Linked DNA regions of Homo sapiens: region 2 is linked to region 1. Evidence: read pairs that join two places in POLR2A ChIA-PET (ENCODE). Cell type or tissue: A673. All regions are shown on one strand. Links, peaks and the distances in the headings refer to the core of each region. The heading gives the core; the rest is flanking DNA.

What was found. ChIA-PET counts read pairs that join two places held together with the same protein. Peaks named below come from ENCODE experiments on the same cell type or tissue, not always from the same donor. Only the 100,000 strongest peaks of a DNase experiment are listed, where the experiment ranks them.
Region 2: POLR2A ChIA-PET joins it to region 1 with 16 read pairs; 3 of 35 experiments call an interaction of 5 or more read pairs at or near these places.

The regions. Positions count from the first base shown.
Region 1 is chr4:86,387,472-86,403,715 of GRCh38, forward strand. It overlaps a transcript of MAPK10 not described here. Among named protein-coding and RNA genes, the nearest start is that of MAPK10, 36 kb to the left of the region's middle. In A673, for the core only: no CTCF peak of the experiment used is centred there; no DNase peak of the experiment used is centred there.
Region 2 is chr4:86,447,414-86,463,657 of GRCh38, forward strand. It overlaps a transcript of MAPK10 not described here. Among named protein-coding and RNA genes, the nearest start is that of MIR4452, 87 kb to the right of the region's middle. RefSeq lists an enhancer at 5,788-6,336. In A673, for the core only: no CTCF peak of the experiment used is centred there; a DNase peak (open chromatin) is centred at 6,438.

The DNA.
Region 1 (16,244 bases), core at 4,750-12,749:
TCAATTCACCCAGAATCTTGAATTATAAAACACATTTCCTGATGTTTATTTTTCCTCAACATCCAGGCTTGGACTGGAGCAAGTCCCTGACCACTTAACTCTTAATAGCTGACGCTGCCTCACCGCACCTCTATTCAATGTCTGTACATTATTCAAAAGAAGTGAAGGGAAAGCCTTGGTTGCCTTGGTTGTTTGGAAGCTATTATTTTCATTCTCCTTGTGTGGCAGAAGAAAAAAGACAGCAATGAAGGACCTGTCAATATGGAAAGAGTAAACTGAACTGACGTTTTTTTCAAGTAGTGAGTCTTTTTTCCAGGTTTTTTAGCCCTCCTCCTCCTATCAGTTGTTTATGTTTTAACTGGATCTATCTGGTGCTGATTTATATGAAATACTATTACTACTTGAGTATAACTAATGGCTTTAAGACAGTTACTTAGAGTAGCTAGAAAGTTGTCTCTTTAAAAACTATTTTAAAAATATATACAAAAGTATCCAGAAAAAATAATATATAATATTTATAAAAATATTTATCAAATATATAATAAAAATATAAAAAACAATAAAAGTACTAAACAAATGGGAGATTATCAATGTAAATTTAAGAAGTTGATAACTGTACTGTAATCGGGTTAGAAAATCCACACTGAATACTTAAAGAACCACAATCTGTGATGTAAGTTGTAATTTACTTCAAAAGGTTTAGGAAAAAAATGTGTGTGTGTGCATGTATGTGTCTGTGTGAGAGAGAGAGAGAATATATATAAAATATACACGTGGCTTACATAAAACTTTCCATGATATTACATGGCATTATATATTACTTATCGTTTGTCAGTAAACATTCATATATTTTATAGTTGTGACTAAGGATATAAAAATGTTTGAGTAGTAACTTATTTCATATAACTCTAAAATTAATAACTGAAAAATATTAATAACCAAGTACAGTAAATATAAAAGCAAACACAAGAAGAACCCAGCAGATACCTCAGTGTCAATTCAGTAATATGCCTAATCATACATAAGATGACTTTTATTTACTGCTCCTTATGGGAACTTGAGTTAAAAGGGCAAGAAACAAGTATCTGTAGCTTGCTGCTTCTAGAAATCCTGACCACTGGCTTGATGTCACAAAACCTTAGCTGACTTACTTTTGTACTTCACTGTTATTGTATAACAAGTTAATTCAAGGATGGCGATTGAATCCATGTAAAAATGACTATATCCAAATCACTTTATGTAACCTTAATATATAGCATAAACATACATATAAAAATCAATATTAATAAATAATAGAAATTATATCCATGATATTTGTTTCAAAAGGAAACACAGATGCATGAAATGTACTCAACACAATAGGTCATCTCTTATTTCTAGCTCAAAGAACACTGCCTACCACAAAGTGGCACATAATAAATATTTGTTAAGTGAATAAGCAAATGAATTAATAAATGAATAAAACAAAATAATATATGTAATGTTTTTAATGCAAAAACTGGCAGATAGCATTCAATATGTGATATGGTTCAGATTTGTGTCCCCACGCAAATCTCATGTCGAATGATAATCCCCAGTGTTGGAGGTGGGACCTGGTGGGAGATGATTGGATCATGGGGCTGGATCTCCCGCTTTGGTGCTGTTCTCCTGCTGGAGTTCTCACAAGATCTGGTTGTTTAAAAGTGTGTAGCAGCTCCCCCCACCCTCTTGCTCCTGCCCTGGTCATGTAAGATATGCTCACTCCCCCTTTGCCTTCCACCATGATTGTGAGTTTCCTAAGGCCTCCCCAGATGCAGATCCTGCCATGCTGCCCGTACAGCCTGCAGAACCATGAGCCAACTAAACCTATTTTCATTATAAATTACCCAGTCTCAGGTATTTTCTTATAGCAGTGCAAAAATGGATTAATACAATATGATCTTTGTAATAAACTTAATAATACTACTGTATAACATTTAACTTTGTCCTAGCCATCATGAGACAATAAATTAGTAATTCTCAATGAAAGGGAGCATGCCACACTCCCCTACGGGATAGTTTTTAGAGTTTATTGTTTATCTTCTGTTTTTTTGCCTTTACTGACTGTTACTGTGATTGGCGGTCCAACTATAAGTTGGGACCAAGGGGACTGGGTGTTGTGAAATGTGTAGTACAGCCCCACAGAATGAAGAATTGTCCTGTGTTTTGTGCAATTTTATAATATCCAACACATGACAAACCTTCACATTTTGTCATAGTTTTCATATATATCAAATTTTCTAGGATTCTGACTACTGTATAGTAGAGGAAATATTGTATGATGCTTTATTTTCTTTGTGGAGGTACTGGGAGTTAGTAAGAAGTTCAGAGTATGTTACTAAAAGCAGTATCACTTGTGGGATTTGAATTGCTAATATTTCAAACAGATGAGTCTGCATTTATAGCTGTTGAATTCATGTTGAAAGAACCTCCCTCTCTCTCTGCCCCCATCTATCCAACTACAAATACATTTATTTGTCGCTTGTTTTAAAATAATAATTATAGAGAAGAAGGATTGACCATCAACTAAATATTGCCTTTTCCTAAATCTAAATTTATTCATTCCAAGTAAGGACAAGCATCTGCCTCTTTCCTTTTCTTTTCCAGTGGAGCCATGCTGAGTATTTAAATACTGAAATGCATATCATTTTACTACATACATAAAATTTTATTTCTCTCTTATTTCACAGTTTAGGTATTATATTGATTCTTTAAAATCATATATGCAGGTAGATTGTATTTCTATGAGTTTTATTCAATGGTAGAAAAGGAAGATGATAAAAAGATATTATTTAAAAAGTCTATTGGGTTGGATAGGATTGAAAACTACTGCACTTGATCCTATGAGATGCCAAAATAAAAGGCAGAATTTTCAAAACAGCTTTGCAACACTTTTGACACCTTAGAATGTAGAGAAAGAAGAGAATTGATGAGAACTATAGTTCCATACCCTCCCCTTCCCCCAAGCAACTTGGGCAGGATGCTACCTCTACTTTGAGCTAGGGTAGGGGCTTCCATGAGAGCACTTAGAAAGCTTCAAATATGTTTTCTGCAGTTGGAGACATGTGTGCCTTCCTCAAGTCTGAGAAAGCTAAAGGAGCTAGAAGAGACTGCCAGCAAGATAGAGGTGCCTATGTTTTGATTGACTGGCACTTTGAGAGTTGTTGAGGATAATAGATACATGCCCAGATATGGGTACAAGAGAGAGGGAACCCACACATCACCCTTTTATGTCCAACTTAGCCTATAGGATTTCCTAGGAGGACAGTACACATCCAATCGTGAAGGTCTGTGTGGAGTGGATCATGAATGCTAAGGGCTTGTGGGAAGGTGCTGAGCTTTAAGCCCAAAGCAATATATTTGCTCTTGTCAAAGAAGCTATCAATCTTCTGTCCATGTAGATATTATCTCTGGTATCTTACTAGGCTTGACTCTTTGAGAGATTAGCTCTCAGAGCCTGTGCCACATAATTGCTATCTGAGAAGTTTCATTACTTTATCTGTTTGCATTACCAGTGCAACCTTTTTAAAAATGTTAGAATATTGTTTAGGAAAGATCCTTTTATTTTCTCCATATTTGTACTCATTTTCAGATATGAAAGCTACACAAAAATCAGTTATGAAATTGAGGAAGATGAAACTAAAGATGCATCATTTACATTCAATCCTAGTTGTATATTTAACAGCTTCTTCTGTAAGCACAGGTTTAGTACATAAAATTATATTTGAAGTTCTCAAATTTGCATGTTACCAGAATGCAAGCCTCTGTAAGTATTATCATAGATCACCACTCCAATCAGAGTAAAAAGCTTTCCTTGAAAATTTTTTCTTTAAGATTAGAGCAAATGGAAACAAAATCCTTTAATACTTTAGATTTTTACCTTGTGGTCATACAAGTCAGAGTAGTTCAGTCTTGTCATATCATGCATGTATCTACATGCAACGTTTTTAACTGTACCATGATTGAAGAATAATAGAACCATCAATTCTAAGCATTCATGAATTTTTTGTCACTCCATATCAAGCCAAGTGTGGAGTGGAAAATGAATCAGAGACCTGATTCTATGGCATATAGAGACAAGGGGCAGCATACCTCGCCAGGCAGTGAGCTCTCTATCTCTGGGGACACTCAAGTGAAGGCAAGAATCCTTCATCTAGGACATGAAATTCCTGCATTGACTCTGAGATTACACAGATAAAGCTAATAATTCATATGCAACAAGACAGATATCACTTGTTAGCATGAGGAGGGGAGGTTGGATCCTGCAGAGAAATAGTACTAAAACAAGTGACGTGAACCATTGTCTTTTGATTACCCAGCATGCATTCACACTTACTTCCTTCCAGGACAAATAGCCCTTTCACATTCTCAGGCCAATTGCTTCAAGTAAAATTATCTCTACCTTAGGGATCCAGGATTGAAGCCCACCACAGGTTTAGCAGTACATTCCCTTCCCTGGCCACAGTGGCAATTTCAGGATTGAGTATTAGACCTATAAGTCAGGCTAATCAGGACCAATAAGCTCAATTCTAAAATTCCCTCTGCAGCAGGCTGGAAGTGGAGTATCTCTTACACTGGATCGGGTGTTATCATGCTGTGAGCCTGGAACTCTGCAAGGACAGCTGGCAGAGTCAGAAAATGAAGCCTATCAAGAGGATTCAGCGTATGGCCAGGCGCAGTGGCTCACACCTGTAATCCCAGCACTTTGGGAGGCCAAGGCAGGCGGATCGCCTGAGGTCAGGAGTTCGACACCAGCCTGGCCAATGTGGTGAAACTCCATCTCTACTAAAAATACAAAAATTAGCTGGTCACGCTGGCGCACACCTGTAGTCCCAGCTATTCAGGAGGCTGAAGCAGGAGAATCGCTTGAGCCCAGGAGGTGGAGGTTGTTGCAGTGAGCCGAAATCACACCATTGCACTCTAGCCTGGGCGACAGAGTGAAACTGTCTCAAAAAAAAAAAAAAAAAGAGGATTCAGAGTAGAAAAATAGCGGACTCTGAGTTCTGAACCAAGACACACCTGTTCAGTTACATAAGCCATCACAGTACTTTTTCCCTTTTTACTAAGCTATTTTGAGTTGTATCTTTTCTAACCTGCCTGTTCCGGCAAACAAAAAAGAAAAAAAAAAGGAGCAGACTAGCAGATCAAGTGGAGATTATAGTGTTCCATTCTATCCTCAGTACTAAGGATAGTGTCAGATACATAAAAGGTGCTCAATAAATACTTGCTGAATGACTGAAAAAAATGCTGCAAGCAGCAGGAAGAGCCAAGATGGCTTGGAAAAGGAGAGGGATAAGGAGGAAGTGGCTGGTGACTGTGTGTTGGTGAGGAGACTGCGTAGGAGTACAGGAGAGATTTTTAGCAGCTGTTATGAGTGCAAGACTTTGGGGAGATGGAGAGAGGTATAAAGAGAACTGTTAGGAAGTTTGCTCTATGATAAGCTGCATATAGTTTTCCTTACAGAAGGAAATATAACCTAAAATTCTATATATTATTCTTCAAGGCTTCTGGAGTCATACTTATGTCCTTGAATGTAACTTCTTGCAGAGGCTGGCTTTGAGGCAGAGCACACTTGCCAGATTTAATGAGGATTATACAAATGCATCTAAATGCTTTATGTGGAGATCAAATTTAAATGTATTGATAAAAACAGGCATATCTTGACTTGTCCTCAAGAGAAAAAATAAAAGGAACGGTTTTTACCCCCAAGCATAACTTCAATTAGAAGGTTAAGATGCATATCCAGTATAGCATGTTGATATTTATTTCAACAAATTCAACTCAATTTTTGGCCATCTAAGTTCTTTTCTTGCAATTTCCACTTCTATATCAAATCAATGATCTAGTTTTTTTTTTTTTAAGGAAAATAACTATTGTAAACAAAAAGAAAAAGTCTATTAAAGAATCAAGAAACTTGATTATACATTGACAGTCCTTCCATTTTTTAATAAATCTAGAAAAATATTCATGTTTACTTGTAACTCAATGTTTGTGATCAAAAATAAAGCAATGTTTCTAATGGAACCATTACCAGGCAAGCATTGACAAACTGAATATTTTACATACTGCCACTACAGCTTTGTGGCACTAAACTACAATGTTTTTTCTGAAGAAATCAAGTAATATTTTTAGCTTTTTTTAAAAAGACAATTCTATGTTGTGATGCTAACCAGAGCATCCTTTATTTAAATTCTGGTGAGGTACTGTCACTATATCTGTGGGTAAAGGGTACTTAGTAGAATAATAAAAAATGAAAGCAAGCTTGAAAGTCTCTCCACGACACCAGTGACAACAATAGAGACCTGACTTGAAGTTCCACAGTAACTCTCTCCCTGACCTTGAGTGTCTTCTTCACCTTCTGCATGTCTCACTAAATCACATAAGGTGAAGTACCTCTTTAAGAGTATTAAAGACCTACTCTGTTATTGCAACATTAAGAGCATAACACTTAAACACATTGGTGAAGAAAGAGAACATCAGATGACTAATAAGAAATAGGGGCTGGGCGTGGTGGCTCAAACTTGTAATCCCAGCACTTTGGGAGGCCGAGGTAGGCGGATCACCTGAGGTCAGGAGTTCAAGACCAGCCTGGCCAACATAGTGAAACCCCATCTTTACTAAAAACACAAATTAGCCAGGCTTGGTGGCATGCACCTGTAATCCCAGCTACTTGGGAGGCTGAGGCAGGAGAATTGCTTGAACCCAGGAGGCAGAGGTTGCAGTGAGCCCAGATCGCGCCATTGCACTCCAGCCTGGGCAACACAGCAAGACTCCATTTCAAAAAAAAAAGAAAGAAAGAAAGAAAGAAGAATTGATAATACTCAAACTTATTCCTCTTGAGCAAATAAAAATATGTCATACTTGACTTACCAATATTTCAGAATGAAAGCTATTGTCAGTGATTTTTTAGAGAGACTATATCACCAAACTACATATCAAAACTGAGAAAACATATATATCTTGAAAATAAAATAATTATTTACCCTTTGTTTAAATTAATTTTTGTTAGCTCCAAATTGTTTTTTGCTACAAATAATATTTAAAATAATTTTTAATTATTAACAGTGGTATGGGATTTTTTTCAGCTGAGAAACATTTATTTAATAGGTTTAAGGAGAAGAAGAAGATAAAGTTCACTTGGAAACCTGAAAACTCGGAAGATACAATGACTCGTGGAAAGGGATGTCAGGGAAAATACCATAAATGACAGACATTTTAGCATGCTTTCTATCTTGAGTAGGATCTCATTTATTTTAAAAAGTGAAGTGAGATTTGGATCTACAATGACAGAGTTTTCCAAACGTTAGCAAATCTTGGCTCATATAGGGAACAATGTTTGCACTATGCTCGGGGATAATGGATGAGGTTGCTCCTAGCTGAAGTGACAGCCAAAGGTTCTGGGCCACCCCCTGGCAAAACTCAGCTGCTCTAGCGGCTGAGGGTATCAATATATTCACGCACCTGTGCCCATTCTTTCACCATCTGTGGGGAAACGTTGCTCTCCAAAATAAAAAGGCATGTAAATCTTCCACCACTTCTGGGAAACAGCTCCATGTACACTCATTCACAGTATTGAGTCAATAAAAACCCCAGTATGTCATTGCAGCCTTCAATATTCCATAAAGCTATTTGGGGCCAAAGGGTACTATAAGCTCAGACTTGCATACAAAAGCAAAGGATGTTACCTTTGTTTTATAATCATACCAAAAAAGAAGGTATCATTAATATTATAGCTAAGGTCAAAATTCATATTTATTGGTTACTATTTAGTGTATATAAAAATTCAACTGCCTTATATTTGGACAACTAACCAAAATTAATCTCTAGCTATAAAATAAACATTTTCTCCTTATAATTCCTATTTTTTAGCTAGCCATTTTGATTAATGTGTTAGCTAACATGTGTCAACATTTTCTAAAATCATGCTTTCATGTAGCATCTAAGAATTAAGAAATATTAATATCAAAAATGCCAAGAGGAGCAAAAGAATGCATGATGTAACTGAATCATTATAATAAAATGGTTCAGCAATCAATCACCAGGTATTGATAGTTTTTGGGGCGGAGGGAGTTGTGGCTGGAGTGAGGAGAGGTTGCCAGGGGAGTGGAGATAATCCTACACAATGTCTTGGTCAGCCTGGGCTGCTATAACAGAATATTATAGACTGGTGGCTTAAAGGAGAGATATTCATTTCTCAAAGTTCTAGAAGCTGCAGAGCCCAAGATCAAGGTGCTGGCAGATTTCATTACTGGTGAGGGTTCTCTTCCTGGCTTGCAGAGGGCTGCTTCCCACTGTGTTCTCAAAGGGCAGAGAAAGGAAGCCCTGGTGTCTCTTCCTCATCCTGTATGAGCACTAGTCCCATCATGGGGGCTCCACCCTTATGGCCTCATCTAAACTTAATGATCTCCCAAGGGCCCTGCCTCCTAAGGCACACTTTGGGGATTAATGTTTCAACATACGAATTTTGGGAAGACACAAGCATTCGGTTTGTACCACATAAAACACACCATTCTCGCCATTCTATCTGTGCAGGCAGGAGCCTTTTTTACGTGAACCTAAGAAAGTAGTGTTTCCGGCCGGGCGAGGTGGCTCACGCCTGTAATCCCAGCACTTTGGGAGGCCGAGGCGGGTGGATCACCTGAGGCCAGGAGATCGAGACCATCCTGGCTAACATGGTGAAAGCCCGTCTCTACTAAAAATACAAAAAATTAGCCAGGCCTGGTGGCGGGCGCCTGTAGTCTCAGCTACTCGGGAGGCTGAGGCAGGAGAATGGCGCGAACCCAGGAGGCGGAGCTTGCAGTGAGCCGAGATCGTGCCACTGCACTCCAGCCTGGGCAAGAGTGCGAGACTCTGTCTCAAAAAAAAGAAAGAAAGTAGCGTTTCCAACAGAGAAGACCTAAAGCTCTTCCACCCAATACCATAGCCACTAGCCACAGGTGGCTGTTGAGCACTTCAAATGGGGATAGTCCAAATTGAGATAAACTATGTGTAAAATACACTCTGTATTTTCAGAACTTAGTACCAAAAAAATGTAAACTAGCATATTATATTAGGCCATTCTTGCATTACTATAAGGAAATACTTGAGACTGAGTAATTTATAAAGAAAAGAGATTTAATTGGCTCACAGTTCTGCAGGCTGTACAGAAACATGGCGCCAGCATCTGCTCCGCTTCTGGGAAGGAGCTTTTATTCATGAGAGAAGGCGAAACGGGAACAGGTATGTCACATAGCAAATGCTGGAGCAAGGGGTGGGGGGTGCCACATAATTTTAAACAACACACTATTGTGAGAACAGCACCAAGTCATGAGGGATCCACTCTCATGACCTAAACACCTCCTACTAAGCCCACCGTCAACACGGGAATAACATTTCAACATGAGATGTGAGCAAACTATAACACTTACTAGTAATTTTTATATTGATTTCATATTAAAATTATTACAGTTTGAGTTAAGTGTACACACTACTAAAATTAATTTCACCTATTTACTTTTTAATGTGGTTACTAGAAATTAAAATTACATATGTGGTTCACCTTGTGGCCCACATTATATTTTTATGGGACAGTGCTACCAGCCTAGAGCATGAACAGAATGAGGTAGAAAAAAAAAGATGAACACATAATAGAAAGAGAAGATGCTCTGGAAACAGATCAGGAAAGAAATATTTTTATTAAGCACATCTAAAATATTTATTGATTCCTCAGTGAGAAGAAATTATAAATTAAGAAGCACCCTGTGTGGTTGGTCTAACTTATTGAGAACCTGCGTCAGGTTCTCAATCTATGAGGTGAATTTAGTCATTCTTAATGAAACCTTTATATTGTTACCTTTATCAATTTCTCCTTCAAGTGTGTTACAGATAGATGGATATCTCTACTCCATGGAGTCTGACTATTGCAAAAGATTCTGGTGAAGAAAATGTGGCCACATTACAACTACATATTTCATGTAGTATTGCCAAGGGATAGAGAGTACTTTAAGACAGATGGTTAAATATCCCATTTTAAAGATTTCCAAACATCTTTGAAGAAGAGAGAAATGGTTGTTGGCATCTTTGCCCTTCTCAAAGCATTGAGAACTCCCAGGAGTGCTTGTTAACTTCCCCTGGGCTTCCGGGTGTGAGATCCCTTCTTTCCCCACTGATTGACTCCACCTACCATTTCCTCCCTGGGCAATACCCTTGTTCTTGCACCTATCATTCTGCCTTTTTCTGTATGTTAATAGGTATTTATTTGACCCTTAGCCTTTGCACTCAATCTATTCAAATTTATTCTGATATCCAATGATAAGGAAAGATGGAACTAGTTTGTGATTTCAGTTTTCCAAATGAATTTCCCAGATCATTACGTAAGCTCTGAATCTGCTATGGCAAAAAAAAAAAAAAAAAAAAAAAAAACTGGCTTTTTCTCTGTTCCAATCAATTGCCATGTAGAAAATATGATTCTTTTTTAAGAAGTGGGTACAGAGAACTCGTAACATGCAATACTCTGAAACTTTTGAACTACCTACTTTCCACTCTATCTGTATCCCAAACTATCACGACTCCTAACACTAGTCTTCAACTCAGTTCTGGGGAGATAGAGGGTGAGAAGAGACAGGCGCACAGGCAGGCAGACAGACAGACCACACAACAAAAACTTTGTTCTTCAGGTAATGAAGAAACACTAAAATTTAATTTTGGGTAAAAATGCCCATAATTAGTATTTCTAAAGATTCTCAAAAACAAACAAACAAAAAAAAAAAGAAAAGAAAAGAAAAGAAAAAAGGCCCAAGGATCTGGTAGATAATTATCACTAAGTATTTATTTTAGGTCAGATGCTACTTTCAGGGTTCTAAGGGAACCAACTCATTTGCATTCATAACAACTCTATGCTAGATAGTATTATTATCAAAGTCCTCTTTAAAATGACTGAAACTGAAACCCACAAAGTAAAATTCCTTTTCTGCAGTCAGGCTGCTAGTAAATAACAGAGCTGAGACCAAACCCAAATATTATGTCTGCAGAGTCCATGCACTGCCCTGCCTCTCTTAAGGATGAATTCAAGTCAAAAGATTCTTACTTACCGCACATTTTTCTTACAATATTAATGTACCTTGTTATTTTTCTTAATAATTTAGACTTTTATTTTAGATTCAGGTGGTACATGTGCAGGTTTGTTACAGGGGTACATTGCGTGATGCTGAAATTTAGGGTAAAATTGATCCTGTCACCCAGGTAGTGAGCACAGCACCCAATAGTTAGTTTTACAACCCTTGCGTCCCTCTCTTCCTCCCTGACAGTAGTCCCCAGTGTCTATTGCTACCATCTTTATGTCTATAAGTACCCAATATTTAGCTCCCATTTATGAGTGAGAATATGCAGCATTTAGTTTTCTGTTCCTACATTAATTCACTTAGGATAATGGCCTCCAGTACATCCATTTTGTTGCAAAGGACATGACTTTGTTCTTTTTTATGGCTACATAGTATTCCATGGTGCATAGGTACCACATTTTCATTATCCAGTCCACCGATGCTGGGCACCTGGGTTGATTCTGTCTTTGCTATTGTGGATACTGCTGCAACGAACACACACATGCGTATGTCTTTTTGGTAGAAAAATTTCTTTTCTTTTGGATACATATCCAGTAATGGGATTGCTGGGTTAAATAGTAGTTCTGTTTTCAGTTCTTTGAGAAATCTCTAAACCGTTTTCCACAGTGGCTGAACTAATTTACATTCCCACCTACAGTGTATAAGCATTCCCTTTCCTCCACAGCCTCGCCAACATCTGTTGATTTTGAGTCTTTAATAAAAGCTGTTCTGACTGGTGTGAGATGGTACTTCATTATGGTTTTGATTTTCATTTCTCTGATGACTAATGATGTTGAGCTTATTTTCATATGTTTCTCAGCCACTTGTATGTCTTCTTTTGAAAAGTAACTGCTTATGTCTTTTGCCCACTTTTTAGTAGGGTTATTTGTTTTTTGTTTGTCAAGTTCTTATAGATTCTGGATATTAGAATATTTTCTCCCATTCTGTAGGTTGTCTGTTTATTCTGTTGATCTTTCTTTTGCTGTGCAGAAGCTGTCTACTTTTATATTATGACCATTTTGAGGGCAAGAATTGCAGCTATAATCTACACCCAATGTGACTTTATCAACTGGTTCATGCAACAAACTCACTACTGAGCACCTAATGTGCATCTGGCACTCTTAACAGGCACTGGGAATACAAGATGAGCAAGAAAACCTCTGATATTAATATCCTTACCACTGAGGTGGTTCATTAGTGGAACAATAATGTGGCAAATGCTGTCCTAGTGGTTTGAACCTAGTGCAAGGAGAACATAGAGGAGGAAACAGTTAGTAATTCTGCTTAGCAATATTAGAAAAGAATGAAAACTTGATAATGACTAAAAATACATTTATTTTAAGTTTTCTATAATAGACATAGAATTATCTACTTCCTATAGAAAAATTCCCTTACATGAGATATAAATTGGTATGGGAAACCATTACCTTGAAAACATGATGCCGCTGAAGCTTTCTTTTGTGGTATATGTTGCTAATACATACAAATATAAATTACACATTTATCATGCAGATATACAAATATATTTTTCACATTTTATGGTCATATCACATATAAAGTTCCTGCTAAACTATCATTATTTTGCTACTGCATTAGAACTTTTAATGATATGTCTTAGGGTTAGACAAGTTTCTGACAAAAGCTCACCTCTTCTCTGACATTACATGCTGATTATTTTTTCTCTTAATTACTGAGTGTTATTGCTCTTCCACTGATGCATTTCTTTCCCACACCCATGTTTATACATTTCTCAAGATAAAGTGTCGTATTACAAGGAAGCCAACATCTTTCAAACCCTGAGAACATTACTATAGTGACGTACATGGGATCGTAATGATTTTTCTGGTTCCTCTCTCTCTTTCTCTCTCTCCCTCTCTCTCTCTTTCTCTCTCTCTCTCCACGTAATGGGGAGTTTTAATTTATTTGGAATGGTAAGTTACCAGAAAGACATGACAGAAGAATAAAAAAATGCCTTTTAGTTCCAAAGCCCAGTTTAGTGCACTCAAACCAGGATATTGTTGATAGCTAACTTGTTTTCTATAATAAATGTACTTGAATCAATTTACATCTTTCACAAAAATAAAACATCAAAACAAGCTTTATAATTCTATAAGATGTTACTTGACATATAACAGACGCTGCCCTCTGAAAGAAGGGTTCAATATTGGTTTAACTCCCTTGCAGTTTTTTGGAAGTCAATTACTTCTAATTCAATGACATCCTAACGGCAAAAGTTCAAAGGCTTAATTATGAGATCTACTGATAAAATATAATTATTCAGTGAAATACAAGTATGCCATTATTCTTTTATTTTTAAAAGAATTTTATTAAATCCAAAAATACAAGAAGATTTTTATTGTGTGCTTACATAAACATGGAAAGTAAAAATAAATGACAAAATCAAATGTGGGTCACGAGGTCAATTTTCTCAGTTAATAAATTGTAACTTAAAAAATTACAAATTAGTGGTCTTAGTATATCTAACTACATGCATTATAAGTGGAACTTTTATTTTCCACTTGCCTCTGTTCCTTTAACAGGATTAAAAATATATTGAAAGCAATGTACTACAGGAAAATAACTAAATTTTGAGTCAAAACACAATTTGATGGGTACAAAATGCTGAAGTGTCCAAGGAGTTTATCACTGGACTCCTGTATATAGAATATATTCTGTTCTACGTTAGAACAGAAACACAAGATGTGATATATTTCTATTTCCTTTATGTATACAAATGATGTGGTATACAAGTAGGCATCAGCAATAATGGTTTGAACCTCATTATTCTATCCTCTACTAGGATTAGCTTTTGCTGATTTGCACTTTAGATTCTTCGCTTCCATTGAAAAGCAATGTAGGAAATTGTGTTAAAAATTACAATTGGTAGAAAGATGTTCTTGAGATAACTAAAAGCACTGTATACAAACTGCCACAAGATAAATTTCTTACATATCTTAAAGTCAGAAAAGCTTTACTTCCCATTAGGAGCTGATATGTTTTATTCTTTCTAATCATGTTTCTCTTTTTACTTTGGCCACCTGGAAGCTTAATGTATGACTCAAATTCACTGCAGACAATTCTATAATCTCTATGTCTATTTTATGTGTTTTAATTAATATGACCCTAAAGAAATCTCTTAAAGTTTCCATTTTCTCATTTATAAAATATTCACAAGATGTTGTAAAACTCAAAGTAAATTATTTATGTAACAGTGTTTTCAAATTGGTTTACAAATATTAGGGCTTATTATCTTCCCAAAGAGAGAACCACTGAAATATGTATTTCAGTGGTGCTGAAGGTCCATAACCCTAGTATTGGATATCTGCTGCCATTTTGGAGTATCTTGAAACTTTGAGAAACTATCCCTCCTCCTCCCCTATGTTCTACTGTCAGAGCTCCAGGGGTAGACACATGACTAGAGCCTCACTGAAAAAGCATCCTACGCCCCCAGCCATAGTAATTACTTCCATATGAGCACATGACCTGTGCTGAAACAAGGAAGGTCATACCTAAGACTGCTGGAACAAAAAGGAAACTAGTGCTCTCATTTTACGGAAATTGTTCACAGTAAGACAATCTAAGTCTAGAGCTGCTAAGAGGACTTTTTTTTTTTCACTTCACTGGGAAAATATGCTTTAGAATAAAACCAAACCAACACAAAGGAAAGCAGAATTGAGAAAGACAGAGATGGTATTCTGATAAAAGAGTTTGAGTGTCTTGACCCAACCATGTCTGAAGCCATCTGCAATCCCCAAATACAGCATCATATCATTTATCACCACGGGCTCTCTAATTCAGTTTTAACATAGGCAAATTCACATGGAAGCAGAAACATACTTGATTATCCTATAATGCTATTTTAAAATATGTCCAATCAGTGCAGAAAATATAAAAGAATTCATGGGCCAGGATATTTTTAAAAATCAGCTGCTAAACCTGTGAGCAGAAACTTTGGGATTTTAAAGAGGAAATCCCTTATAATTGCAGTATGTTATTCCAGGTTTTCTTAGAGGTTGATAAGACAGGATAAAACATTTAAGGATTTCATTAAAAGAAACCCAAGTGAGAAAAAATAGGGAGGGAACCAGGCAAGACTAGCCATTTGATTGAGGTATAAGCCTGACCCTCAGTGAAAGAGAAAGGGAAGAAAGTTTGGATGGAAACTTCCTAGACTGCTGTGCAGTCTAAGGAAGACTCAAAAGGCCATTCGGTGGCCTCAAGTCTAAAGTTGGTCCAGATATCCCAGAAACAGGCCAGCCTTAGCATCTCTGTCAGTCAGCCCTGGGCTGTAAGCAGCCCACGGAAAGCATGGCCTGGGCTCAAATGCAACATTGGATTTCAGAGAGCAGCATCTGGGACCCTTGGTAATCTGCACTCCCTATAGTTGGAAATTTTGCAATCACATTGTCATGGCTGACACCTATAGTGAGATCCTATGGCACACAAGATACAATTAAGGCTAAGGAAGCAGTTAAATATAATATCAAGTGGTTAATGTTGAGTCAGAAGAAGAAAGGAACTAAATCAATTTTGGTTTTCTGGTAATTCAGAAACAAGAGATAGTGATGGCTTCATATGTGTTCCTGGTGCTGGATGATATGGGAAAAGTGGTTATAAGACTTAGAGCCTGTATTAGTCCATTTTCACACTACTATAAAGAAATACCTGGCCAGGTGTGGTGGCTCATGTCTAATCCTAGCACTTTGAGAAGTCAAGGCGGGAGGATCACCTGAGGTCAGGAGTTCAAGATCAGTCTAGCCAACGTGGTGAAATCCCATCTCTACTAAAAATACAAAAAATTAGCTGGGCGTGGTGGCACCTGCCTGTAATTCCAGCTACTCAGGAGGCTGAGGCATGAGAATTGCTTGAACCCGGGAGACAGAGGTTGCAGTGAGTTAAGATTGTACAACTTACCACTGCACTCCAGCCTGGGCAACAGAGAGAGAGTCTGTCACACACACACACAAAAAACAACAACAAAACCTGAGACTGGGTAATTTATAAAGGAAAGAGGCTTAATTGGCTCACAGTTCCACATGGCTGAAGAAGCCTCAGGAAACTTACAATCATGACAGAAGACAAAGGGGGAGCAAGGATCTTCTTCACAGGCGGCAGGAGAGAGAAGTGCAAGCAGGGGAAATGCCAGAT
Region 2 (16,244 bases), core at 2,652-10,651, 58 kb after region 1:
GGTATTTCTTTACAGCAGTGTGAAAATGGACTAATACACATACTGTATAAACCAGGTTCTTGAAAATACTCTTCCCTGAGTTTACTGGTTTTGTTATTGTTATTTAACTTATTTTCTTTAATAGAGTATATGTACATGGCACAAAATTCAAAATACACAAAATGATAAACATAAACAGTAAATCTTCCTCCTTCCTCCTTCCAAGCAACTCAGTTCCTCTCCCACGATACAAACACTGGTGCTTTTTTTTTCTTTTTTGAATCTATGAAGATAAACCATGTATTGTAAACATTTATATATTTTGTTTTTCTACAACAATGGTAATATACTACACTATTATATTCCTTGAAGTTTTCTCCTAAAATGTGTATCTTAAAAATACATATATGTGTGTATCTCTAGATTATCTAGATTATCAGTATAATACATATAGAGTTAATTCTTTCTTTTTTACACCTACCTAGAATTCCACAAGCATGGGGGAATGTGTAGCCTAATGAGAGAATATGTCAGCTCTGGAGCATGATTAAATGAATTTCAGTCCCAGCTCCTCTATTTATTAGAAGCAAGTTAGTTGTGCTCTCTATGTCTCAGTTTCCCCTTTTCTAAATGAAAATAATAATGGTTCCTATCTCACACAGTTTTTGTGGGAGTTAGATTATGTTAATATGTAAAGAGCCTAGTAAATACTTAGCACATAAACACACATACACAAAAAAAACACATTCTTATTCTCACAAACCAATTTTTATTTAACCAACCTGTATTAGAGTCTATTTCACAGCTTTCTTTCCTTTTCATTAATATACTAGTACCACACTTTTAATTAATATAGCTTTATGTAGCATATACATATTAATATGTGCCTAGCAAATCCTCCCTAAATTTTCTCTCTATTTTTTTGTCAGAATTTTCTAGTCTATTGTTCCTTGATGATGTTTCCATATGAATCTTAGAGTCAACTAGTCTAATTAAAAAGAATTCTGGGTTTTTTTTTTTATCTTAAATTTATGGATTAACTAGAGAAATGTCAGTTTTGTAATAGTAAGACTTCCTATCCAAGAACATAATATGTCTTACCATTTGTCAAAGTATTCTTTGTGTTCTTTAGTAATATTTTAACTTTTTAAATGTAGATCTTATAAATTTCTTGTTAACTTTATTCCTAGGTATTTCATGTTTTATTACTATTATAAAAGGGCATTTTGTTCCATTACAGCTTCTAACCCAGCACTCCCCAACATTTTTGGCACCAGGGACCGGATTCATGGAAGACAATTTTTCCACTGACCAAGGGCAGAGCAGGGAGGTGGCTTCAGGATGATTCAAGTGCATTACATTTAATTGTGCACATTATTTCTATTATTATTACATTGTAATATATAATGAAAGAATTACACAACTCACCATAATGTAATATCAGTGGAAGCCCTGAGCTTGTTTTCCTGCAACTAGTCAGTCCCATCTGGGGGTGATAGGAGACAGTGACAGATCATCAGGCATTAGATTCTTATAGGTAGCGTGCAACCAAGATCCCTTGCATGCACAGTTCACAATAGGGTTCCTGCTTCTGAGAATCTAATGCCGCTGCTGATCTGACAGGAAGCAGAGCTCAGGCGGTAATGCAAGCAACTGTAAATACAGAGGAGGATCGCTGGCTCGCCACCCCCACCGCACCACCCCCACCTCACGACCCTGCTCACCTCCTGCTGTGCAGCCTAGTTCCTGTACCAGTCTGTGGCCCCAGGGGTTGGGGACCCGTGTTCTAACTGACTGTGGTTTGTTCCTTGTTTTCCAAGTGTCATTTTTAAATCTCCAGATCTAATCCTCCGTGAAAATGTCTTGCTCCCATAATCCATCAAAATCATCTGAAGCTCTGAGTTCACCAGCAGGTACTAACCAAAAAACACTACAAATGTCTTTATGGTCATGAAGGTAACATTTACCTCGCATTTATTTTAGAGACTTAGAACATAAATTCAAGTTAAAGCGTGCTTTATTTAAGACCACCAATGGTTTCAGTGACTCATATGTTTCAATAATATATTTCTTTACTCATATTTCAATTTACCATAGTACCATGACATGAAATGAAAAAACCTGACCCTAGTCAACTTCAATGTGATACATGAACAGATGATATGGTTTTGGGTATACTAAGTATGGTGTACCCATCCTAACATGACCCCCAATAAGTCATGCATGCTTTTGCAAAGTCTCCTTCAATGTGGAGGAAACTAGGAAACTGTGACTTGCTTTTTAGCCAATAGAATGTGGCAAACATAGTAGGATAGTCACTCTCTTTATTAGGTTATATTACGTGGCAAAGGCGATAGCATAGTCACTTCCGTGATTGTTACATTATATGAGACTTCATCCCAGAAGACTGGAGGACAAAATTTTCCTGCTGGTCTTGAGAAGTAACCTGCCATGTTGTAGGCGCACAAAGGGCAGCCTCTGGAAGATGAGAGTTACCCTGGCTAATTGCCAGCAACAAAATGAAGACTTCAGTTCTATAACCTCAGGAGCCTGCATTTTGCCAACAGTCACAGGAGCTTGAAAGAGGACCCTGAGCTCCAGAAGGAAATGCAGCCCAGCTGATCCTTTGATGTAATCTTGGGAAACTCTAAGCAGAGGAACTAGCTAAATTGTGCCTGAACTCCCAATCCACAGAAACGATGAGATAATAAATGTGTGTTGTTTTAAGCCAATAAGTTGTGCTAATTTGTCATAGCAGCAATAGAGAACTAATAAACTAAGTCAAATACTGTGCCTGCACATTACAACTACAAACAGTAAATATCTCTTACCATTTAGTAAATTTATGGTGGAGTTTAGTCAGAGTGAAGTATCAGTATTATACAGTTTAATTATCTCCCTAAATTTACAGTGCTGTCAGTAGGAAATTCCAGAATAACCCCAGACACTCCAAAGCTTAATATTTCGGCACAACTTTTTCATACCACATACTTCAAAACCTGAGCTAAATATTACTCATCAGCATTCAAAATTTGACTAAACTGAAATCTTTTATAAATGTAAGAGTCTATTTGAAAACAGAAAGTATTATATTAATTTATAACTGAAAAATGGGGGAAAAACAGAGATTTATTTTTAAATAATTGAAATCCTTCAATTATCTCTGCCTCTGCCTCGTCAGTTACCCCTAGGGTATGAATTTTAGTGCTTTTCTTTTTTTAGGTCAGAGATGCAACCACAGTAACCTACCCATAGTTATAACTATAACAACATTTCCATGGCAAACCCAGTTTTCTAGAATTTCACATAATACAGCTATTTGAACACTTACAACCCAGCATATGGGTTCACGCTTGACATTTAATGTCTCAGTCATAAAGCAAACTGTTCCAGCACTTTCAAAAAGAACATTAAGATGTTGGCTTACAAAATAAAATGCTGGCTAACCAAACTTTTTTAATGCATGCAGTCCTAGAATTCAAAAGTATTCTTTCCATTAAAAGTTATTTTCTTTTTCTTCTCTGATACATTGTAAAAAGCTATAAAATTAGTGTCTGACATGCCATTTGGATGTAAATCCAAATCCTCAATTACGCAAAGAAAGGGAGCATATTCAAAGTTAAGTTTTAGAGAGATTTTGTGGAGTGTAGGCAAAGGTTTTCTAAAGAGGATGGAGATTTACAAGGTAACAAAGGCTTAAAGGAACTTCCCCCACTGAGGATCTCAGAGAGAAGTACAAACCGCTAATAATGGAAGCAAGGCCAGATTCTGTTTGTAGAGTCCTCTACAAATAAATAGGGTTGTCTTGACTCTTCAAGTAAATTACATTTTTATCATTCGGTTTTTAAGTTTTTATGTCCTACACTGTTATCCCCAAACCTTCCAGAAACCCAGTATACGAACAGCCTTATATTAGCAGTTCTGTGATGAATTATTAAATAGAGTAAAATATATATTCTGGTGATGAGGTAGAGAGGTAAAGGAGACCTTCACCAAACTACCTTGTTTTAGACTAGCATGGTAATAACATGAAGAATAACGGCCAATATTTATATGACATATTATATGCAAAGCATTTTATATGGATACTAACTCAAACAAACTACTTTAAGTTGACTTCCCCAGAACCAGACCCTGAGGCAAGGATTTGTGTGAAAGTGATTTAAGAAAAAGTGTTTCCAGGAGGAGTGGGAGTGGTACGGTGGGACCAGAAAGTGAAGGAGGCCAAGCAAAGGTGTGAACCACTTCAGAGGGATGATAACTCAATCCCACAGGAGCCCCAGTGTAAAACAAGCCTGAGTTATGTGCAACCCATGTGCCTGATGCCTATGGAGCAAGGGAGGTGGAGTATTTACATTCCTAAAGTGGCAGTCATTCATTAAGGCTGGGGAAACAGGGGAGGGCACACAAATTCCCAGGTACTTTTAGATCTCGAGTCCAAAGCAGGATCTGAGAGAGGAGTTGACAAAAAAAGACACCAGATACCAGCTCGGGGGATGACAGCTCATCTGGGGCCTGTGTGCACAAAGATGGAAGAGAAATCGAACACGATATGAACAGGACATCTGTTACATAACCCTCACAACAACCCTGTAAGGTAGCTATTTGTTTTATGTCCATTTTACAAGTGAGGAGACTGAAATGCAGAAAGATTAAACGAGATGCCCAAGATCCTATAGCTGATAAGTGTCAGAGTCAGGATTTGAAACCAGACTATCTGGCTCCAGAGTCTGCACACTCCTCCACCATATTATTAAATCAAGCACTAGAGCAGAGCATGCAGAGACCCAAGGAAGAACTAAAGCCATGGTTAGGAACCAAACAACAGAGAACAGGCTAGAGCCAGGAATGATTTAAGATGCAGCCCAAATATACTAACGTGACCCTTGGTAGGAGAGAGTGTGTAATTAGATCTATTAAGTGGTTAGTGCCAATCCAGGTATTAGACATTTGGGTTACACATAATATTCACTTTCACTCTAAGCATGCAAGAGAGAGAAATTATTGTAGGCATGGAAGCAGCTGTAGAAAAAGGGAAAGAACAAAACAAAATTTTCTCTCCCTCTTCCTTTTCTTTCCCTAATTCCTACTTCCTTCTCTTCCACACACACAAACATACAATGCGCACGCACACACACACACACACACGCAAGTCTGAAAGCTTCTTTCAGTTTGTTTCTGATAATTTATTAAAAATAATTAGGAAAATTGGCAGAGACATTAAACTCAACACACCATAGCAAGGGACCGAGTCAGAGATTTTCCTGTAAGCTAAGCTTGCCTATAAAAATAGCTTGGATAACAGATAGCTTTTTAATTAATTTTAAAAGCTAGTTGCAAAGGAGAGATCATGGCGGACGGGAGGCAGGACTGGACTGCAGCTCCCACTCGGACAGACAGAGCAGCGTGTGGAGGCTTGCATCGTGAACTTTTGCTCCAGAAGGACTGCAGGAATACATTAGGAATGCCGCAAGAACCCATGGACCCTCTAAAGGGTCCTGCAGGACCCAGGAGACACCCCAAATACTACGAGCGCCCAAACTGTGGAAGTGGGAAAGGGAGGTCGTCTGCCCCCAAACACACAGCCCCACTGGGGAACCTGAAGGTCTAGATTATCCGAGAAGATTCTGACCTTACCTGGAGCTGAGTCAATTTAGAGAGCTGCGTGAAATACAGGGGTAGAGGAAGCAGCGGCAAAATCCCTCTGGGCTCGCTGGGTCCCCTGCCACGCCATTTCTGCCTGGCCTCACAGGGGTCCTTGAGGAGGGCTGCTGGAGGCACTGGGAAAGCTGCAGGGAGAAGGAAAACTCCAGCTGAACTTTGTAACAATTTCAACTGATGGAGAAGTCTCTTGGCCAGAACTCAGGGGGAGGGCATGAATCCAGTGTGCAGACTCAACAGAGCAGGGAAGAAGGAGAGCCCTGTTTATTTTCACAGCTGGGAGGCGGGTAGCCTGGGGAAAGTACTCGGTCCTGCTTGCCCACTGCCTGGAGACAGCCTTGGTGCTGCTGCTGGGGGCACAATGGGAGTGAGACCAGCTGTTTGCGTTGTGTGGGAACTGGGTGAGGCCTGTGACTGCCAGCTTGCCCGCACTTCCCTGTCAAGCTGCATGACACAGCAAAGGCAGACATAATCCTCCTAGGAACATAACTCTATTGACCTGGGAACCTCACCCCCACCCCCCCACCCCACCCCCACCACAGCAGCCACAGCAAGACCCACCCAAGTAGAGTCTGAGCTCAGACATGCCTAGCCCTGCCCCCACCTAATGGTCCTTCCCAAGCCATCCTGGTAACTGAAGACAAAGGGCATATACCCTTGGGAGTTCCAAGGCCCTACCCACTGCCTGTTCCTCCCCATACTACCACAGCTGATGCTCTCTTGAAAGCACCACCTCCCGGCAGGAGGCCAACCAGCACAAAAATTGTGCATTAATCAATCAAAGCTAAGGACCCTCACAGAGTCCTTTTCACCAGTCTGCCACCTCCACTGGAGGAAGTACTGGTATCCACAGCTAAGAGACCCACAGATGGTTCACATCACAGGACTCTGTGCAGACAACCCCCAGTACCAGCCCAGAGCCTGTTAGACTTGCTGGGTGGCTAGATTCAGAAGAGAGATAACAATCACTACAGCTCGGCTTTCAGGAAGCCACATCCCTAGGAAAAGAGGGACAGTACTACATCAAGGAAACACCCTTTTGAACAAAAGGAACTGAACAACAGCCTTCAGCTCTAGACCTTCCCTCTGACAGAGCCTACCCAAATGAGAAGGCACCAGAAAACCAACTCTGGTAATATGATGAAACAAGGTTCTTTAACATCCCCCCAAAATCACACTAGCTCTCCAGCATTGGATCCAAACCAGGAAGAAATCCCTGATCTACCTGAAAAAGAATTCAGAAGGATAGTTATTAAGCTAATCAGGAAGGCACCTGAGAAAGGCGAAGCCCAGTGTAAGGAAATCAAAAATATGATACAAAAAGTGAAGGGAGAAATAGTCAATGAAATAGACAGCATAAATAAAAAACAATCAAAACTTCGGGAAACAATGGACACACTTATAGAAATGCAAAATGCTCTGGAAAGTCTCAGCAATAGACTTAAACAAGCAGAAGAGCTTCAGAGACTCAAACAAGCAGAAAAGCTTCAGAAGACAAGGTTTTCAAATTAACCCAATCCAACAAAGACAAAAAAGAGTAAGAAAATATGAACAAAGCCTCCAAGAAGTCTGGAAGTATGTTAAATGGCCAAACCTAAGAATAATGGTGTTCCTGAGGAAGAAAAGAAATCTAAACATTTGGCAACTATATTTGGGGGATTAATCAAGAAAAATTTCTCTGGCCTTGCTAGAGAACTAGACATCCAAATACAAGAAGCTCAAAGAACACCTGGGAAATTCATTGCAAAAAGGTTATCACCTAGGCACATTGTCATCAGGTTATCTGAAGTCAAGACAAAGAAAAAAAATCTTAAGAGATGTAAGGCAAAAATACCAGGTAACCTATAAAGGAAAACCTATCAAATTAACAGCAGATTTCTCCACAGAAACCCTACAGGCTAGAAGGGATTCGGACCCTATCTTCAGCCTCCTCAAACAAAACAATTATCAGCCAAGAATTTTTGTACCCAGTGAAACTAAGCTTCATAAGTGAAGGAAAAATACAGTATTTTTCATACAAACAAATGCTAAGGGAATTCGCCACTACCAAAGCAGCACTACAAGAATTGCTAAAAGGAGGTCTAAATCTTGAAACATATCCTAGAAACACATCAAAATAGAACCTCTTTAATGCATACATCTCACAGGACCTACAACAAAAATACAACAACAACAAAAAAAACAAGGTATACAGGCAACAAATAGCACAATGAATGGAACAGTACCTCACAACTCAATACTAACATTGAATGTAAATAGCCTAAATGCACCATCTAAAAGACACGGAATTGCAGAATGGATAAGAATTCACCAGCCAACTAGAGACACACCTTCAAGAGACACAAACTTCAAGAGACACACCTAACACATAAGGACTCACATAAATTTAAGGTAAAGGGAAGGAAAAAGACATTCCATGCGAATGGACACCAAAAGTGAGCAGGGGTAGCTATTCTTATATCAGACAAAACAAACTTTAAAGCAACAGCAGTTTAGAAAGACAAAGAGGGTCATTATATAATGATAAAAGGCCTTGTCCAACAGGAAAATATCACAACCCTAAATATAAATGCACCTAACACTAGAGCTCCCAAATTTATAAGACAATTACTAATAGACCTAAGAAATGAGATAGACAGCAACACAATAATAGTGGGGGACTTCAATACTCCATTGACAGCACTAGACAGGACATCAAGACAGAAAGGCAACAAAGAAACAATGGATTTAAACTATGCACTGGAACAAATAGACTTAACAGATATTTACAGGACATTCTACCCAACAAATGCAGAATATACATTCTATTCAACAACACATGGAACTTTCTCCAAGATAGACTGTATGATAGGCCACAAAATGAGCCTCAATAAATTCAAGAAAATTGAAATTGTATCAAGCATTCTCTCAGACCAGAGTGGAATAAAACTGGAAATCAACTCCAAAAGGAACCTTCAAAACCAGGCAAATACATGGAAATTAAATAACCTGCTCCTGTATGATCATTGGGTCAAAACTGAAATCAAGATGGAAATTTAAAAATTCTTCAAACTGAATGACAATAGTGACACAACCTTTCAAAACCTCTGGGATACAGCAAAGGCAACACTAAGAGGAAAGTTCATAGCTCTAAATGCCTACATAAAAATGTCTGAAAAAGCACAAACAGACAATCTAAGGTCACACCTCAAGGAACTAGAGAAACAAGAACAAACCAAACTGAAACCCGGCAGAAGAAAGGAAATAACCAAGATTCAGAGCAGAACTAAATGAAATTGAAACAACAACAACAAAAAAGATAAGTAAAACAAAAACCTGGTTATTTGAAAAGGTAAATAAGATTGATAGACCATTAGCAAGATTAACCAAGAAAAGAAGAAAGAAAATCCAGATAAGCTCAATTAGAAATGAAATGGGAGATGCTACAACTGACACCACAGAAATACAAAAGATCATTCAAGGCTACTATGAACACCTTTATGCACATAAACTAGAAAACCTAAAAGAGATGGATAAATTCCTAGAAAAAAACAACCCACCTAGTTTAAATCAGGAAGAATTAGACACTCTGAACAGACCAATAACAAACAGCAATATTGAAATGGTAATAAAAAAATTACCAACAAAAAAAAGTCCGGAACCAGATGGATTCACAGCAGAATTCTACCAGACATTCAAAGAAGAATTGATACCAATTCGATTGACACTATTCCACAAGATAGAGAAAAAGGGAATCCTCCCTAAATCATTCTATGAAGCCAGTATCACTCTAATACCAAAACCAGGAAAGGACATAACCAAAAAAGACAACTACAGACCAATATCCCTGATGAACATAGATGCTAAAATCCTTAACAAAATACTAGCTAACTGAATCCAACAACACATCCAAAAGATAATCTACCATGATCAAGTGGGTTTCATACCAGGGATGCAGGGATGGTTTAACATACATAAGTCAATAAATGTGATACACCACATAAACAGAATCAAAAACAAAAATCACAAAATCATCTCAATAGATGCAGCAAAAGCATTTGACAAAATCTAGCATCCCTTTATGATTAAAACTCTTAGCAAAATTGGCATACAAAGGACATACTTCAATGTAATAAAAGCCATCTATGACAAACCCACAGCCAACAGATACTGAATGGGGAAAAGTTGAAAGCATTCTGTCTGAGAACTGGAGCTAGACAAGGATGCCCACTCTCACCACTCCTTTTCAACATAGTACTGGAAGTCCTAGCCAGAGCAACCAGACAAGAGAAAGAAATAAAGGGCATCCCAATTGGTAAAAAGGAAGTCAAACTGTCACTGTTTGCTGATGATGTGATTGTTTACCTAGAAAACCCTAAAGACTCCTCCAGAAAGCTCCTAGAACTCATAAAAGAATTCTGCAAAGTTTCCAGATACAAAAATCAACATACACAAATCAATAGCTCTTCTATACACCAATAGCAACCAAGCTGAGAATCAAATCAAGAATTCAACCTTTTTACAATAGCTGCAAAACAAAATAAAATAATTACGAATATACCTAACCAAGGAGGTAAAAGACCTCTACAAAGAAAACTACAAAACGTTGCCGAAAGAAATCATAGATGACACAAACAAATGGAAACACATCCCATGCTCATGGATAGGTAGAATCAATATTGTGAAAATGACCATACTGCCAAAAGTAATCTACAAATTCAATGCAATTCACATCAAAATACCACCATCATTCTTCACAGAATTAGAAAAAAAAAATCCTAAAATCCATACGGAACCAAAAAAGAGCCTACATAGCCAAAGCAAGACTCAGCAAAAGAACAAATCTGGGCTGGGAGCGGTGGCTCACACCTGTAATCCCAGCACTTTGGGAGGCTGAGATTGGAGGATCACCTGAGGTCAGGAGTTTGAGACCAGCCTGACCAACATGGAGAAAACTCATCTCTACTAAAAAATACAAAATTAGGCCAGGCACGGTGGCTCATGCCTGTAATTCCAGCACTTTGGGAGGCCAAGGCAGGCAGATCACCTGAGGTCAGGAGTTCAGGACCAGCCTGGCCAACATGGTGAAACTCCGTCTCCACTAAAAAAATACAAAAATTAGCCAGGCATGGTGGCATATGCCTGTAATCCCAGCTACTTAGGAAGCTGAGGCAGGAGAATTGCTTGAACCTGGGAGGTGGAGGTTGCAGTGAGCCAAGATTGCACCACTGCACTCCAGCCTGGGTGACAGAGCAAGACTCTGTCTCAAAAAAAAAAAAAACTAGCCGGGCGTGGTGGCACATGCCTGTAATCCAGCTACTTGGGAGGCCGAGGCAGGAGAATCACTTGAACCCAGGAGGCAAGGGTTTTGGTGAGCTGAGATCATGCCATTGCACTCCAGCCTGGGCAACAGAGCGAAACTCCATCTCAAAAACAAAAAAAAAAGAACAAATCTGGACGCATCACATGACCTGATTTCAAACTGTGCTATAAGGCCATAGTCATCAAAACAGCATGGTGCTGGTATAAATATAGGCATATAGACCAATGTAATAGAATAGAAAACCCAGAAATAAACCCAAATACTTACAGCCAACTGATTTTCAATAAAGCAAACAAAAACATAAAGAAGGGAAAGGACACCCTATTCAACAAATGGTGCTGGGATAATTGGCAAGCCACATGTAAGAGAATGAAACTGGATCCTCATCTCTCACCTTATACAAAAATCAACTCAAGATGGATCAAGGACTTAAATCCAAGACCTGAAACTAGAAATTCTAGAAGATGGCTTTGGAAAAACCCTTCTAGACATTGGCTCAGGCAAAGATTTCATGACCACGAACCCAGAAGTAAATGCAATAAAAACAAAGATAAATAGCTGGGACTTAAACAAAAGAGCTTTTACACAGCAGAAGGAACAGTCAGCAGAGTGAATAGACAACCCACAGAATGGGAGAAAAATCACAATCTATACATCTGACAAAGGACTAATACCCAGAATCTACAATGAACTCAAACAAATTAGCAAGAAAAAAAACAAACAAGGCCATAAAAAAGTGGGCTAAGGCCATGAATAGACAATTCTCAAAAGAGGATATACAAATGGACAACAAACATATGAAAAAATGCTCAACATCACTAGTGATCAGGGAAATTCAAGTCAAAACCACAATGCAATACCACCTTACTCTTGCAAGAATGGCTATAATCAAAAAATAATAGATGCTGGCGTGGATGCAGTGAACAGGGAACACTTCTACGCTGCTGGTGGGAACATAAACTAGTAAAACCACTATGAAAAAAAGTGTGGAGATTCCTTAAAGAACTAAAAGTAGAACTACCATTTGATCTAAGCAATCCCACTACTGGGTATCTCTCCAGAGGAAAAGAAGTCACTAAAAAGATACTTGCACACACATGTTTATAGCAGCACAATTTGCAATTGCAAAAATGTGGAACCAACCCAAATGCCCATCAATCAAAGAATGGATAAAGAAACTGTGAGATATGTATATATAGATAGATAGATGATGGAATACTACTCAGCCATAAAAAGGAATGAATTAATGGCATTCGCAGTGACCTGGATGAGATTGGAGACTATTATTCTAAATGAAGTAACTCAGGAATGGAAAACCAAACATCATATGTTCTCACTTATATGTGGGAGCTAAGCTATGAGGATGCAAAGGCATAAGAATGACACAATGGACTCTGGGGACTCAGGCAGAAAGGGTGGGAAGGGGGTGAGGGATAAAAGATCACAAATTGGGTGGAGTGTATACTGCTCGGGTGATGGGTGCACCAAAATCTCACAAATCATCACCGAAGAACTTACTCATGTAACCAAACACCACCTGTTCCCCAATAACTTATGGAAATAAAAAATTTAATTAAAAAATAAACTTCTAAGAAAAAAATCTAAAAAAAAAGCTAGTTGTTTCAAATTCAAAACAGAATTTGAGATTCCCTGGGAAAGTTTATGTTCCATAAAATAAATATTTTTGTCAATCAGGTTACCACTAAATCTATCATTAAATCTTTGTTCATTTGAATATAGCAGAGTTTAAATTTTTAAAGAGTCTTCTATGGGTTTCAGCAACTGGGCAGACTGAGATGTTCAGACTCCCCTCAATTAGCAACACATAGAAGTGATGGCTAAAATATAACCCCCAAATAAACTTAACTACATAGTTGGGTATTGATAAAACATTAGAAATGTACATCTTAAGTGCCAGACATGAAACAGGGACTCAAAGCCAGAGATGTGCCTGAAGAAGCCAATGCCTTGGTTCTGGAAGGCAGGGCCAGGAGAGAAGGCATAGAAAACCAAGTCCAGGAACACACTTTCTCCTTTACAGGAGACCCAGAGGGAAGGGTAGAATGGTTCCCATATACATGGGAACTGGATATGTGACAGAGATCACCCGTCACATGTAAAAATCAGAAGAAAAAGGATGGAACCACCAATTAATGCCAATAGTGTAATGCTGGGAACAGGCCCCCAAATCTGGCCATAAACTGGCCCCAAAACTGGCCATAAACAAAATATCTGCAGCACTGTGACATGCTCATGATGGCCATGACGCCCACGCTGGAAGGCTGTCAGTTTACAGAATAAGGGCAAGCAACACCTGGCCCACCCAAGGCAGAAAACCACTTAAGGCATTCTTAAACCACAAACAATAGCATGAGTGATGGGTTCCTTAAGGACATGTTCCTGCTGCAGTTAACTAGCCAGAGCCCATCTCTTTATTTTGGCCCATCTCTTTGTTTCCGGTAAGGAATACTTTTAGTTAATCTATAATCTATAGAAACAATGCTTATCACTGGCTTACTGTCAATAAATATGTGGGTAAATCTCTGTTCAGGGCTCTCAGCTCTGAAGGCTGTGAGACCCCTGAATTCCCTCTCCACATGCTATATTTCTGTGTGTGTGTCTTTAATTCCTCTAGCACCACTGGGTTAGGGTCTCCATGACCGAGCTGGTCTCAGCAAATGATGCCCATACGTGGGGCTCAAACCCAGGTCGAAGGGTCATTGGAGTGATGGTTGGAGAACGTGGAACTAAGCTGGAGGACACCTGAGTACTCTTTTTTTTTTTTGAAATATTTAAAGAGGTTTATTCTGAGCCAAATATGAGTGACCAAGGCCTGTGACAAAGCCCAAGGAGTTCCTGAGAAACTGTGCCCAAGGCGGTTGGTTTACAGCTTGGTTTTATACATTTGAGGAGGACAGAAGTTACAGGCAGACATCAATCCAGAAAGGCGGGACAACTTGAAGTGGATGGGGAAGGCACAGGGTCTGGAGGGGCTCCAAGTCACAGGTGGAGTCAAAGATTTTCTGATTGGCAGTTAGTTGAAATCATTAAGTTATTATCTAAAGACCTGGAATCAAGGCCGGGTGTGGTGGCTCACACCTGTAATTCCAGCACTTTGGGAGGCCAAGGTGGGTGGATCACTTCACCTGAGTATCTTAAGCAATCCCCATGGTGAGTAAGAAGGGGAGCTTGGAAGCATCAGGGTAACAATGGGACAACTGTGGGCTCTGGTTCATTCCATCTTGGAACCTTTTCACACTGATGATGAGGAGGAAGGAGAGTATAATGAAGTAACAGAAGAAGTAACAGAGCAGATTTGTTTGCCAGCTAAAGCTAAAGCGGCAAAGGAGGAAGAGGTTCATCCCTACCCTTCTGCATCCCCTCATTATTTTGAAGAAAAAGAGTGGCCTGACCCTCCAGATCTTTCTTTTCTGGAGGACACTGGGCAAAAAGTAGTTGCCCCAGTAACTGTTCGAGCAGCACCTTGAGTGACCACTCTCAGTTCTATTCAGGCAGGAATTCAGCAAGCTAAACGAAAGGATGATTTAGAGGCTTGGCAGTTCCCTGTTAGCATACACCCCCCAAATCAACAGGGAAATATAGCTACATTTGAGCCTTTTCCTTTTAAATTCAGGAAATGCCATGCAGGGCCCATCCTGGGCCCCGTTCCAAACTGGGGCATTTCCAGCTCAGGCCACTCCCTCACCCCTATACAATATTTGTCCCCCGCCACAGCGCCACAGCCAGTAGTACTGCAGTAGATTGATACTGCACAAAAGCTATGAGTCTTCTGCCTAGGGAACCCCCACAAAAGGTCCCAACAGGAGTCTGTGGACCCTTGCCAGCGGGGATGATAGGATTACTTCTAGGAAGGTCTAGTTTAAATTTAAAAGGGGTACAAGTACAAAGAGGAGTCATTGATTCACATTACAATGGGGATATTCAAATTGTTATATCTACTTCCGTTCCCTGGAAAACAGAGCCAGGAGAGCCTATAACACAGCTCCTGATTGTGCTGTATGTGGAAATGGGGAAAAGTGAAATTAAATGAACAGGAGGATTTGGAAGCACAAATCAATAAGGCAAAGCGGCTTATTGGGTGAATCAAATTCCTGATAAACATCCTACCTGTGAAATAACTATTCAAGGAAAGAAATTTGAAGGTTTGGTAGATACAGAAGCAGACATTTCAATCACTTCTCTACAGCACCAGCCGTCCACGTGGCCAATTCAACCCGCTCAATTTAATGTAGCTGGAGTTGGTAAAGCCCTTGAAGTATATCAAAGTAGTTATATTTTGCACTGTGAAGGGCCTGATGGACAACCTGGGAATATTCAACCAATTATAACTTCTGTACCTATAAATTTATGGGGAAGAGATTTATTACAACAATGGGGAGCACAAGTTCTAATTCTAGAACAGTTATATAGCCCTCAAAGTCAACATATGATGCATGAAATGGAATATGTCCCTGGTATGGGACTAGGAAAAAATTTGCAAGGTTTGAAGGAACTGCTTCAAGCAGAAAGACAAAGTTCCTGCCAAGGTTGAGGATATCATTTTTGATGGCAGCCATTGTTAAGCCTCCAGAATCTATACCTTTAAAATGGTTAACAGATAAGCCAATTTGGATAGAACAATGGCCACTAAGTAAAGAGAAACTGGAGACTTTGAAGGAATTAGTTAATGAACAATTAGAAAAAGGACACATAGCTCCAATATTTTCCCCTTGGAATTCTCCAGTTTTCGCAATTAAGAAAAAATCAGGTAAATGGAGAATGTTAACTGATTCAAGAGGCATTAATTCAGTTATACAACCTATGGGGACATTACAGCCAGAATTGCCTTCTCCTTCTATGATTACAAAAAATTGGCCTTTAATAGTCATGGATGTAAAAGATTGTTTCTTTACTATCCACTTAGCTGAGCAAGACTGTGAATGGTTTGCATTTACAATTCCTGCAGTAAACAACCTGCAGCCTGCTAAGTGTTATCATTGGAAAGTGTTGCCATAAGGCATATTAAACAGTTCAACAATTTGCCAGACTTATGTAGGGCAAGCAATTGAACCTACTCGTAAAAAATTTTCACAGTGTTACATTATTCATTATATGGATGATATACTTTGTGCTGCCTCCACTCAAGAAATATTACTCCAATGTTATGATCACTTGCAAAATTCAATTTCTCGTGCTGGCTTAATTATAGCTCCTGACAAAATTCAGACTGCTACTCCTTACTCCTACTTGGGGACCTTAGTAAATGATATTACCATTGTGCCACACAAAGTAGCCATATGTA